Regions from separate parts of the Homo sapiens genome. Here all the other regions are linked to region 2. The links are chromatin contacts, found by Hi-C in ENCODE. All regions are on one chromosome and are shown on one strand. The core of a region is the stretch at or near the end of the contact, and the rest is flanking DNA. Distances in the headings are between cores, read along the strand shown. Region 1 has its middle 41 kb from the start of FASLG. Region 2 holds the start of DARS2 (aspartyl-tRNA synthetase 2, mitochondrial). Region 3 holds the start of PIGC (phosphatidylinositol glycan anchor biosynthesis class C).

Evidence for each region. A loop is a pair of places that touch in the nucleus more often than their neighbours do. Pooled maps may share reads with other maps.
Region 1: a pooled map shows a loop between it and region 2 (4-fold over the local background). The contact joins the enhancer-like site here to the promoter of DARS2 in region 2. A Hi-C loop is called at or near these places in 2 of 50 pooled maps.
Region 3: a loop to region 2 is called in a pooled map, with 4 times the contacts of the local background. The contact joins the promoter of PIGC here to the promoter of DARS2 in region 2. A Hi-C loop is called at or near these places in 7 of 50 pooled maps.

What each region holds. Positions count from the first base shown.
Region 1 is chr1:172,698,114-172,701,187 of GRCh38, forward strand. No RefSeq gene overlaps it. Among named protein-coding and RNA genes, the nearest start is that of FASLG, 41 kb to the left of the region's middle. Within about 2 kb of position 1,263, at least 7 of the 41 ENCODE cell types and tissues checked have a DNase peak (open chromatin) inside an H3K27ac peak, as active enhancers do.
Region 2 is chr1:173,822,599-173,826,134 of GRCh38, forward strand. DARS2 (aspartyl-tRNA synthetase 2, mitochondrial) reads left to right here and starts at 2,075. Exons shown (of 17, transcript NM_018122.5): 1 at 2,075-2,758. The coding sequence starts at 2,632. CENPL (centromere protein L) reads right to left here and starts at 2,285. Exons shown (of 6, transcript NM_001387287.1): 1 at 1,614-2,285; 2 at 1,328-1,421. RefSeq lists enhancers at 1,562-1,801, 1,779-2,297, 2,032-2,591, 2,298-2,815, 3,457-3,536.
Region 3 is chr1:172,442,638-172,445,775 of GRCh38, forward strand. PIGC (phosphatidylinositol glycan anchor biosynthesis class C) reads right to left here and starts at 1,432. Exons shown (of 2, transcript NM_153747.2): 1 at 1,351-1,432; 2 at 1-193. It overlaps C1orf105 (chromosome 1 open reading frame 105), which reads left to right. Exons shown (of 7, transcript NM_139240.4): 2 at 2,436-2,521. RefSeq lists enhancers at 1,264-1,787, 1,511-1,820.

The sequences.
Region 1 (3,074 bases), core at 13-2,512, 1.1 Mb before region 2:
AGGATGTAAAACCAATGAAAAAGAAAGATTAACACATGCCATAGAAAAATTGTGACAATATAGGCTCTTGCATGCCAAGGCAGATTAAATTTTGGAAGGAAAACATGGTGATGAGTGCCTACGGCTAATGAGAGATAGGAGCATGAGGGCTCTGATTTGGGGACCAGGAACCACTGGGAACATTGGAGACAATTGTTTCATTGAGGTGATGTGGACTGGAACTAAGTGCCTACATACAGGGAGTGATTCAGTGGTGACAAAACAGGGGAGATGAGGACAGATAACCTTTCAAAAAATATAGGCAGGAAATGAAAGAGAAAAAGAACTCCAGAGTTGATGTCAGAGTTTCATATGCCAGTGAAACAAACTTCAGAGCTCCTCACTACTCTGGGCCTGGAAGGCCGTGAATTTTGTGATGATACCATAAATGGTATTCATCAGCTTTTTAAAAATGTGCAATTTGTTATGATTTCTCTTCTTATTCTAAATAAATGCTCACATTGGTACCTAATTTTGTATTTGTAATTTGTAATATTCTTTTTTCTAAAAGATGCCACCAAAATTGTTTAAGTTTTAGGTTGCCTAAACCTGAATACTCTCTGGCAAGGATGTATGTTACAGATTCATCAGTAAGGGAATTTCTTCTCTCCTGTCCTCTCAGGCCCAAGAAAAGTTTTGGTAGAGATGAATTCCAACTCTACCAGTGAACATGCTAGCATGCTGGTCTTGACTAAGCAGATACAGCAGTTATATCACTCTGAAAGTTGAAAGGGTACTTTATTTTGGCTCCTTCCAGTTTAGGCCTTTCCTCCTTTCCTTTAACCTCCCATTAGCACAAATTGGTTGATCCAGAAGGTACTCTGGAAAATACCTTTGGAGTGGTATTTGGTGATCCTTCGGGTTCTTTGTCAACTTGAGGTTCTTTATTTGTTTCAAAGAGCAGGCCTTCAAGGTATCTGTGCCCAGATGGGGGAAGGTGGCAGGAAGGCAATGGTGACAAGGAAGAGTGACTAGTTCTGAGGGAGGATAAGGACAGGGGACAGCATAGGAGGTTTGGTCCAGATGAGGGGTCAGAGGTGAGGTAACTGGGTTTTCTGGGGTGGCCAAGAACACAGGCCAGGACTGATAGGATGAGGGAAGAGTTAAAGCTGTACCTGGGAGGATACATAAGAGAGAGAGAGCATGGAAGGTGAGGTAGTGTCAGGGGTGAGTGTGTCTGCCTCAGAGATGCCTCCGGAGAAATTCTCTCACAGGAAGCCTTGTCTGATCACTGACTCATTGTGTGGCCGGCTTTTCCTGTGCTTCAGTTTCCCCTCTGTAGATGAGAAGCACCGCAGAGGGCTACAGAAAGGAAAGTCTAAGAAAAACAGAACACAGCACTGGTAGTATAGAAATTCTTCTATGGTTCCTATGGTAATAATCCTTAGCTGAAGATAAAAAAAAAAAGTGAGCAAAATACATGTCCACTTTGTTAGATATATTGCAAATTGAGATCTTTATCTTCCAGGGGATTGTCACTAAAAGAGATAATTTTCTCAAGAAAACTCCAAGTTTCAGGGTCCTCAGTTTGCCATTGACATGCAGAAGTTGAATTAGGCACAATTTTTGTAGTAAGGAAAGAAATGGTAAACAAATATTAGGTCATTTATTCAAAATAACATGTACTGAGTGCTCACTATGTGCCAGTGTCCCCACTTTATAATAGTTGCTAAGACTTCAAAGCTGGAAAGGGTATATTTAGCCTTATACGAGTATGGCAGAGAGAAAGGAATTGCAGCTATTTACAGTTGCATGAGCTACAGGCTCTACTCCAGAGGCATGTGCCAGGTGCTCTGAGTGATCCCAAAAAAGAGCCCTGAACAGAGCGGACATAAGCCAGAGTTTCACAAAGACAAGTTTCACAAAGAAACTGACGTGTGGGCTGGGCTCTGGAAGTGTTAAATGAGAAGGGGCCGAGTAGCAAAATGAAGGGTGGGAGGACATGGGAGGAGGATTTTCCACTTTGGCAGGAAACCTCAAGTCAGACTATTTGAGTAACAATTCCTTAGAAACTGACAATATGTTGATACATCTTCATATGTCTTGGGAACATTTTCTAGACCCTTGTCCCCACTGGAGCCCCAACACACATTTCTATTTAACTCACTCCTTTGTCCAAAAGCATTCAGTAGCTTCACAATGATTATGAAAATGATCCAAACCCCTCTTCTGGAATATGATGCCCTGCCTGATTTTGACCCGTCTTGAGCAGCTCTTCTCTTCACCCACTTGATTTTTATCGCTCATTATGTGACTGGCTACTTCTCATTCTCCAGGTTTCCATGTAAATTTCCTCTCCCCGAAGAGGACTTGACTGACCTGCTTATCTAAGTAGGCTCCTCATACTCCATCCTGATTTTTCTATATTATTGTATACTATAAGTAAAATATTTGTTGGATAAATTGAATGTTGATTGAAATAATAGTAATACAGCATTTACTGAATTCTTACTATATGCAATTCAGTATACTATAAGACAACCATATTGTACCAACACTATGCTTACTTCTTTATAAACATTGCCTCATTTTGTTCTTACAATAAACTTGTGAAATAAGTACTAGTATTATTATTCCTATTGTACAGAAGAAGAAACTGAAACTTAAGAGAGGCCAAGCAAATTAGCCCAGGAAACACAGCTGGCGATAGAGTAACAGGCTTAGAAATCAGAAAATCTAACCTCAGAGTCTACCCTTTTAAACATATCTACTTAAATCATTTTAAATATTGCCTTTTGAATGTGTATGACAGCGCAAAATCTCAGCAAATGATTATCACGTTTATTTCAGATCAGCCTGTGTTCTATAAATTTGTAAGTGATCAGACTCATTAATCTAGATTTTTTTTACTACAGTTCATGTTATCATTCATGTAATCAATTGATATTTTGTCCTTTAGCAAAAGGAAAACATGAAGTTAGTTCACTCCTTTCTACTCTTCAAATTTTTCTTATCACATAATTGATGTAATACCTATGCGAGTGCATTCAGTAGAGAATTCCAAGGCAGTGCACCTCAACATGTATGAACATTTT
Region 2 (3,536 bases), core at 825-3,324:
TCTGTTTTGCTCAGTAATAATTCCATTCTTCCTTTTCATTTTCTTTCCCCACTAAAAAAACTTTCATCATCTTTTACTCTTCCTTCAACATCACCTTTACATCTAAAAAGTTAACTTTGTTAACTTTATCATCAAATTCTCACATATTTCTTTTTTGAAGACAGAGTCTCACTCTGTCTCCCAGGCTGGAGTGCAGTGGTGCAATCTTGGCTCACTGCAACCTCCACCTCCCAGGTTCAAGTGATTCTCCTGCCTCAGCCTCCCCAGTAGCTGGGACTACAGGTATGCACCAACACGCCTGGCTAATTTTTGTATTTTTTGGTAGAGATGGGGTTTCTCCATGTTGGCCAGGCTGGTCTTGAACTCCTGACCTCAGGTGATCCGCCTGCCTTGGCCTCCCAAAGTGCTGGATTACAGGCATAAGCCACCACACCTGGCCTCTGACATATTTCTTAAAAAGATATACACTTGTCCTCTTAGATGTGGGCTTCACTTTCATTCTCAATTATAGCTACTTATCTTGTTCCCAATCTTAGCCCCTTTCCCTAATCCATCATCAGTCTTTCATTGTCACCACTTTTATCATTACCTTGCTTGAGATCCCATAACAGTTCCCACACATCTATATGAAGTCAAATCAGAATTCCTGTCTGGCTTTCAAGGCACTACTGTATTTGATCTTATTATCTGATCCTATCCAGGTTCATTTTCTACTACTTCAGTTCTTCCCCAAGATCCATCGACATTAGCCTTTCCAAAATCCAACATTCTGCATACACTTCCTCTAAGGTTTTGTATACAACATTGGGGGGTGGGGGGATGGGAGTGAAGAAAGTTCCAGTAGACAATTCTTTAAGAGGTTAAATGACAGCCCTATACCCAAACATGCACCCCCTACTCTAGACAGATGATCACTCTACTGTTCTCCCTGCCTTTTTATTCACCTTATCGCCAATTAAAAACACTTCTCTACTCCCGTTTGTCTCAGTAAATCTTATCCATTTTCCATGTGCCATCTCCTCAGAAGTTTTCCTGAGCTTGGCAGGGCTAGTTCTCTTGACAATTCCACTTGCAGTTGTGGTTCACAGCACACAAGTAAAGCTTTGTTGTTTCTCTTGTGATTAGTCCGTGAAGGGGCTCTGACTTGATCACTTTTCTACATTGCCACCAATACCTAAATCCAACCGCCCCAATGCCAATACTTAGCCAGTGTTAAGCACGTAGTGTTTAAACACACCTCAACACGCAAGTATTGTAAGATAATGACCACACAACAGGGCAAATACAAAGTTAAAGCAGGTCCGGGACCAATACAAAGCATCTTTACCAATAAAATGCCGTGATGACGCTGTCACCCATTCCGGATTCACGAATCATTCTTCAAAAGTCCGGCTCCAAAACTATGTGGAGACTGAAATCCCCTGAAGAAAAAAAAAAAAAACCGCCAAAATGACAGCTAAGACAGAGGCCAGACTAACCCCTGGCCCTCCCAAATTCCCTCTCGCTCCACAAGTGGGTTCACAAGAGACACAAACGCACCCAGGAAGACCTCCGCTCCCTCAGACGCGGGGCGGGCCCTGCGACTTCACTCTGGGAGGGACATTTCCGCTCACCCAGCTCTGCGACCCTCGCTCCTGCGGAGTCAGCTTCTGCTCGCGGAGGGGGAAGGGCAAAAGGACAGTGCGTCCCAACCCGTCCCTCTCCAGCTGAGCCTGTCAGAGACCAGCCCAGCTCTGAAATCAAGCCGTTGAGAAAAGGGAATTCGGCCCTCCGCCGCCTCTTCAGTTTAAAATCGTTTCCCGACTCGCTCTGCGGCCCCACGCAGGAAGCCTCCTTGGCGCCTCGCCGATTCCGTATCAGTGAAGCAACTAAAATTGCCATTTTAACTGAGGGCAAGGCCGAGCCACTTAACCACTATCGTCAACCTTTCCAATCGTGCTCGGTTGCTCCTCAGTTTTCCTACCGGTGCGAAGCTTTCTCTCAAATTTCCGCCCGTAGTAGGCATGGCGGCGGCACCTCACCACTGATTCGTTGAATTCCTTCCCGGTAATCTTGGGCACTAGCGGGCGGAGTTGAAGGGCGCTTGGACCCCAGCGGCGATCTGTGTTTGGGTTCGCGCTCTGGGAGAATTTTGGCTTTGCTCGCCTTCCTCTTTCAGAAGACTCGAAATCGGCCAGCAGGTCTGCGAGATTTGAAACGCGACTGTTACTCCTTGTTTTCCGGTTCTGGCCGCGGGAGCCTCTCGAGAAGCGTGGAAAGAGGAGAAGGGCGTATACCTTGTGACCGCCTCTGGTTGTCTTGGGCTCGCGCCTGGCGCCGCTACGTGGAGTCGCTCTCTCGTCGTCACTTTTGGCTGCCGACTTGTTGAGTAGAAGTGCAGACTGATGCTTTAAGACTCAGGGAGAGGTCTTTCCCTTATCTCCACCCCAGCAAGCACCCCAGAGACCTTGGAGATTTGTCTTGTTTCTAGACACGTGTACTCCAATGTTGTGCGGAGGAGGCCTTAAATATTCGAGAAGAGAGTGGGAACTCCTGGAATTTTAAGGGATTTCTGTGTATTTCCAAAACTGACTTTTAACTACCGGCAGCGTGGGATTTCGTGATTGTTTTTCGCCATCGTGTGGCTCCAACATGTACTTCCCTTCTTGGTTAAGTCAGCTGTACAGGGGTTTATCCAGACCCATCAGAAGGACCACCCAACCGATCTGGGGTTCTCTCTACAGAAGTCTGTTGCAGAGTTCACAGAGGAGAATTCCAGGTGAAAATAGCGAAGAGATCTATCCTATGAACAGTACTTCAGCCTGTTATCTACGGCCGGAGAGCTTTTATTCCATTTTTCATTTTTTCCCCCATTATTATTATTATTATTATTATTATTATTATTATTTGAGACGGAGTCTCGCTCTGCTGCCCAGGCTAGAGTGAAGTGGCGCGATCTCCGCTCACTGCAAGCTCCGCCTCCCGGGTTCACGCCATTCTCCTGCCTCAGCCTCCCGAGTAGCTGGGACTACAGGCGCCCGCGACCACGCCCGGCTAATTTTTCTGTATTTTTGGTAGAGCCGGGGTTTCACTGTGTTAGCCAGGATGGTCTCGATCTCCTGACCTCGTGATCCACCCGCCTCCGCCTCCCATAGTGCTGGGATTACAGGCGTGAGCCACCGCGCCCGGCTTTTCCCCTGTTCTTAACTGGATAGCCTTATGTGTAGAAGCGAAATTCACTCTCATTATATTCATTATACGGCAGTTTTTTTTCCCTGAGTTTTTAGAAAGACCACAAAAAGGTAACCACGTAATATATAGAATACTCTGCTTTTGGTTGATGCCTTAAAAAAATCCTTCTTCGGCCGGGCGCGGTGGCTCACGTCGTTAATCCCAGCACTTTGGGAGGTCGAGGAGGGCGGATCACGAGGTCAGGAGATCGAGACCATCCTGGCTAACACGGTGAAACCCCGTCTCTACTAAAAATAAAAAAAAAATTAGCCGGGCGTGGTGGCGGGCGCCTGTAGTCCCCGCTGCTGGGGAGGCCGAGGCAGGAG
Region 3 (3,138 bases), core at 182-2,681, 1.4 Mb before region 2:
ACTCAGGCCAGTTTAATCATCGCCCTCACAGAAGTCCAGGTGGTTCTTGTTCTTTATGAAGTTTTGAAATGAGACCTCCCTGGAAATTCCATGCTGTGTTGATGTTCTACCAACCTTTCCTTGTTTTCAAAGGCAGGGGCTAGGCCTACAATAGATGAATTTGTCTCTGAGGCAGGACAACACAGCCAAGTTCCTAGAAAAAGAGAGACTGTGAACCTACGAAAGTTGTGAAAGGTCAAGAGTAGTACTGAGATAAAGTCAAATCAACTCAGTTTACTAAAAGTCTGAGAAAAATGTATGTGGTAGTCACCTTATGGGACATTAAAACTGCATTTCAGATTTGAAAATTATAATTCCTTGAATAATAATAGACATCTGTTAGCTATCGCTTATTGAGTACCTACTATGTGCTAAGTGCCTTATGTATCTTCTTTCACTTAATCCTCACCACCTTGTAAGTTAGTATTAGTCCTGCTTTGGTAAAAAAGCTGAGATTCAAGATGCTTAAGTAACTTTGCCCTAAGGTAACAGAGCAGAGCCAGGATTCAAACCAAAGTCTTATCCCAAAGCCTGTGTCTCACATTGTATCTCCCTCTAAAGCAGTTCTTAACTCAGTGGTTCACATATCCCTTAGGTATATCACATTGCATGCTTATATCTGGATTTGTGTAAATTTATAGGGATAATATCCATAGTTTTTATTGGTTCTCAAAGGCATGTTATTTGTATTTTTTAAGTTACCAATCCAAAGACAATAGTAAGCTGCACCATACAGAAAGGTATGAGCTCTATAGTTTAACCAAAATCAAAGCCTCAAAGAAACTAGACTCTTCTTCCATTAGCTGAGCTTAGCATCCTTTAAAGAGCTATCAATCTACTCAAAACAAGGAAACTCTTGAGAGGATCGAAGAAGATAATCATTCCTTTTTCACAATGAGAAAACTAAGAGTCAGAAACACCACAGCCATCCGGCAAATTTGAGAAAAAAAAAATTCATATTGCCCGACTTTATTTCTTCCATGATAGACCACAACAAATATTGCTTGGCAAGCCAGACACCGTTACCCCCTCTGCAGCAGGGATCCCAGCCCGGGAATCTTAAGGCCGCCGCCGGGGTTGGAGGGTCTGCGACGCCCAAAAGGGCAGCGCCCGCCCGCAGAGTGGGGCTGGGAGGGGACGGGGTAGGGTAGGGTGACCCCAGGGTGCGCCTTCACTCTTCTGGCACCCCATTTGGCTTTTTGGGTGGGCCTCCCACTTCCGCCGCCGCCCCTCACTCAGCCTTGGGTCTGCGGGAGGCAGCAGAGGAAAAGGAGCCCCGGAAACACTGACCGTTACACGGAACCCACCTACCCGAGAGTTCCTAGGGTTGCGCAGCTGGGGGACGGCGGCACCCAGCCTTTTTCCCGCTTCGGGGCGCCGGGGCTGCGACTGTGGCCAAGCACTTCCGGGTCCGCCGCAATCTCCTTAGCGAGGGCACCCTTCCCCGGCTGGAACCATCGCGACGTGACTGCTGCCCCCTCCTGGCTGCTCGAAGGACCTCCGGTCTCCTCTCCTGGAGACTGGCCCAAACCCGAATGCTCTGAGCCTAGGAAGGCAAATCCCCAGCAATCCCCTATTGAAAGATGGGATGTGCCATCTGAAGGACTGGGTAAGGCAAGAGAGGACAAGGAAAGAGGCTGGGCCAGTAGGTGAGAGATAATGGCCGCTTTTGTTGCGCTCCTTTATTAAGTCAGGCCCTCAGCTGGGACTTCCCGTGCATCCATGCGTTCATTCCACAGATACTGATTGAATGCCTGCATGTAACAAGCCATGCTTGGGGTGCTCATGATACAGCCGTGAATGAAACACACAAAAATTGCTGCTCTCATGAAACTCTCTTTTTTGGTGCATTGACCTTTACACTGATTATATCATCTCCCCCCTCAAAGAGGACAAATCTAAGGCTCAGATAAGTTGTATTTGTCCAAAGACAGGCACCTGGGAAGTAGATGAACAGAGATCAATATCCAGTTGTCTATAGCTTCAAAGCTTGGTTTTTTTCCTCTTTACCTCCTAAAAGAAGTGAGGACAAGATTGCTAATTAAACTGAGTTCATGGAAATATTAAAGGATATATAAACAGAAGGAAGTAATAAAGAAACAAAGGGATGTAGTAAAACACAGGATACAGTGGAAATAAAAGTCAGAAAACATGACCCATTTACTAGCTCAGTGACTCAAGGCAAATCACACTACCTGAGCTTTGATTTCTTCATCAGTAAAATGGAGATGACATTATTTGCACTTGGCTACTTTATAGGATGGTTAAAGAGTTAAATATAAAAATGGTTTGTAAAGTGTTCACTATATGGCTGCTATTAGCTGACTTTGGCCATCGTAATGATAGCAATGTTTAAGTGTGATATATTCTGTAAAATGTTCTCTATTTCCCTCTAGGCTTCTGTTCCAAAATTTGACAAGATTCCTTGGCTTAGTGAGGCCAGCCTTGTAAACAAGCCATTAGTGCTCAGCCTTCCCAGAAGGTAACCTCTCAGCCACCGAGGGCAAAAGTTTTACGAAACATCTCACAGAAGATGATTTCTTCTTAAGGGATGGGGACAATTATCAGAGGGCACATTTGATCCATTGAGAAACTCAAGTCAAGTGCTTTAAAAATAGAAATAATCCGGGTTTCTCAGAAAAAAATGATCACTGAGTATAGGCCTGGCTAGAGGAGATGAGATCTCAAAATTTTTCCCTCTCCACCACTACCACTCAACAGTATAAGATAATTTTTCCCCTAGACACTGTCTCTCAAAACACTTCCATCCTCTTTCTCACCCCACATTTTCTCCACTGCTGTAGTCTGAAATTTTCACATTTTTACCATCAAAAGTCTAGAACAGTAAGTTCCCATCTTTATAGAATAGTAACTCTGTATGTAACTTTGAGGCACCCTCCTACATTCCTGTTAGTCCTACTCCTTCCAAACAAACTACTATATGACACATAAATCTATTTTTCAAAATTGCAGGAATTACATATCTAGGGAGCATTTCAACTGTCTCTTGAAATAATTGGGTTACCGTGTCCCTTCTCCATTTTTGATGAAATGGTTCCTAAGTGTAGTGATAAACCCCACTCTGGGAAGGGGACATGG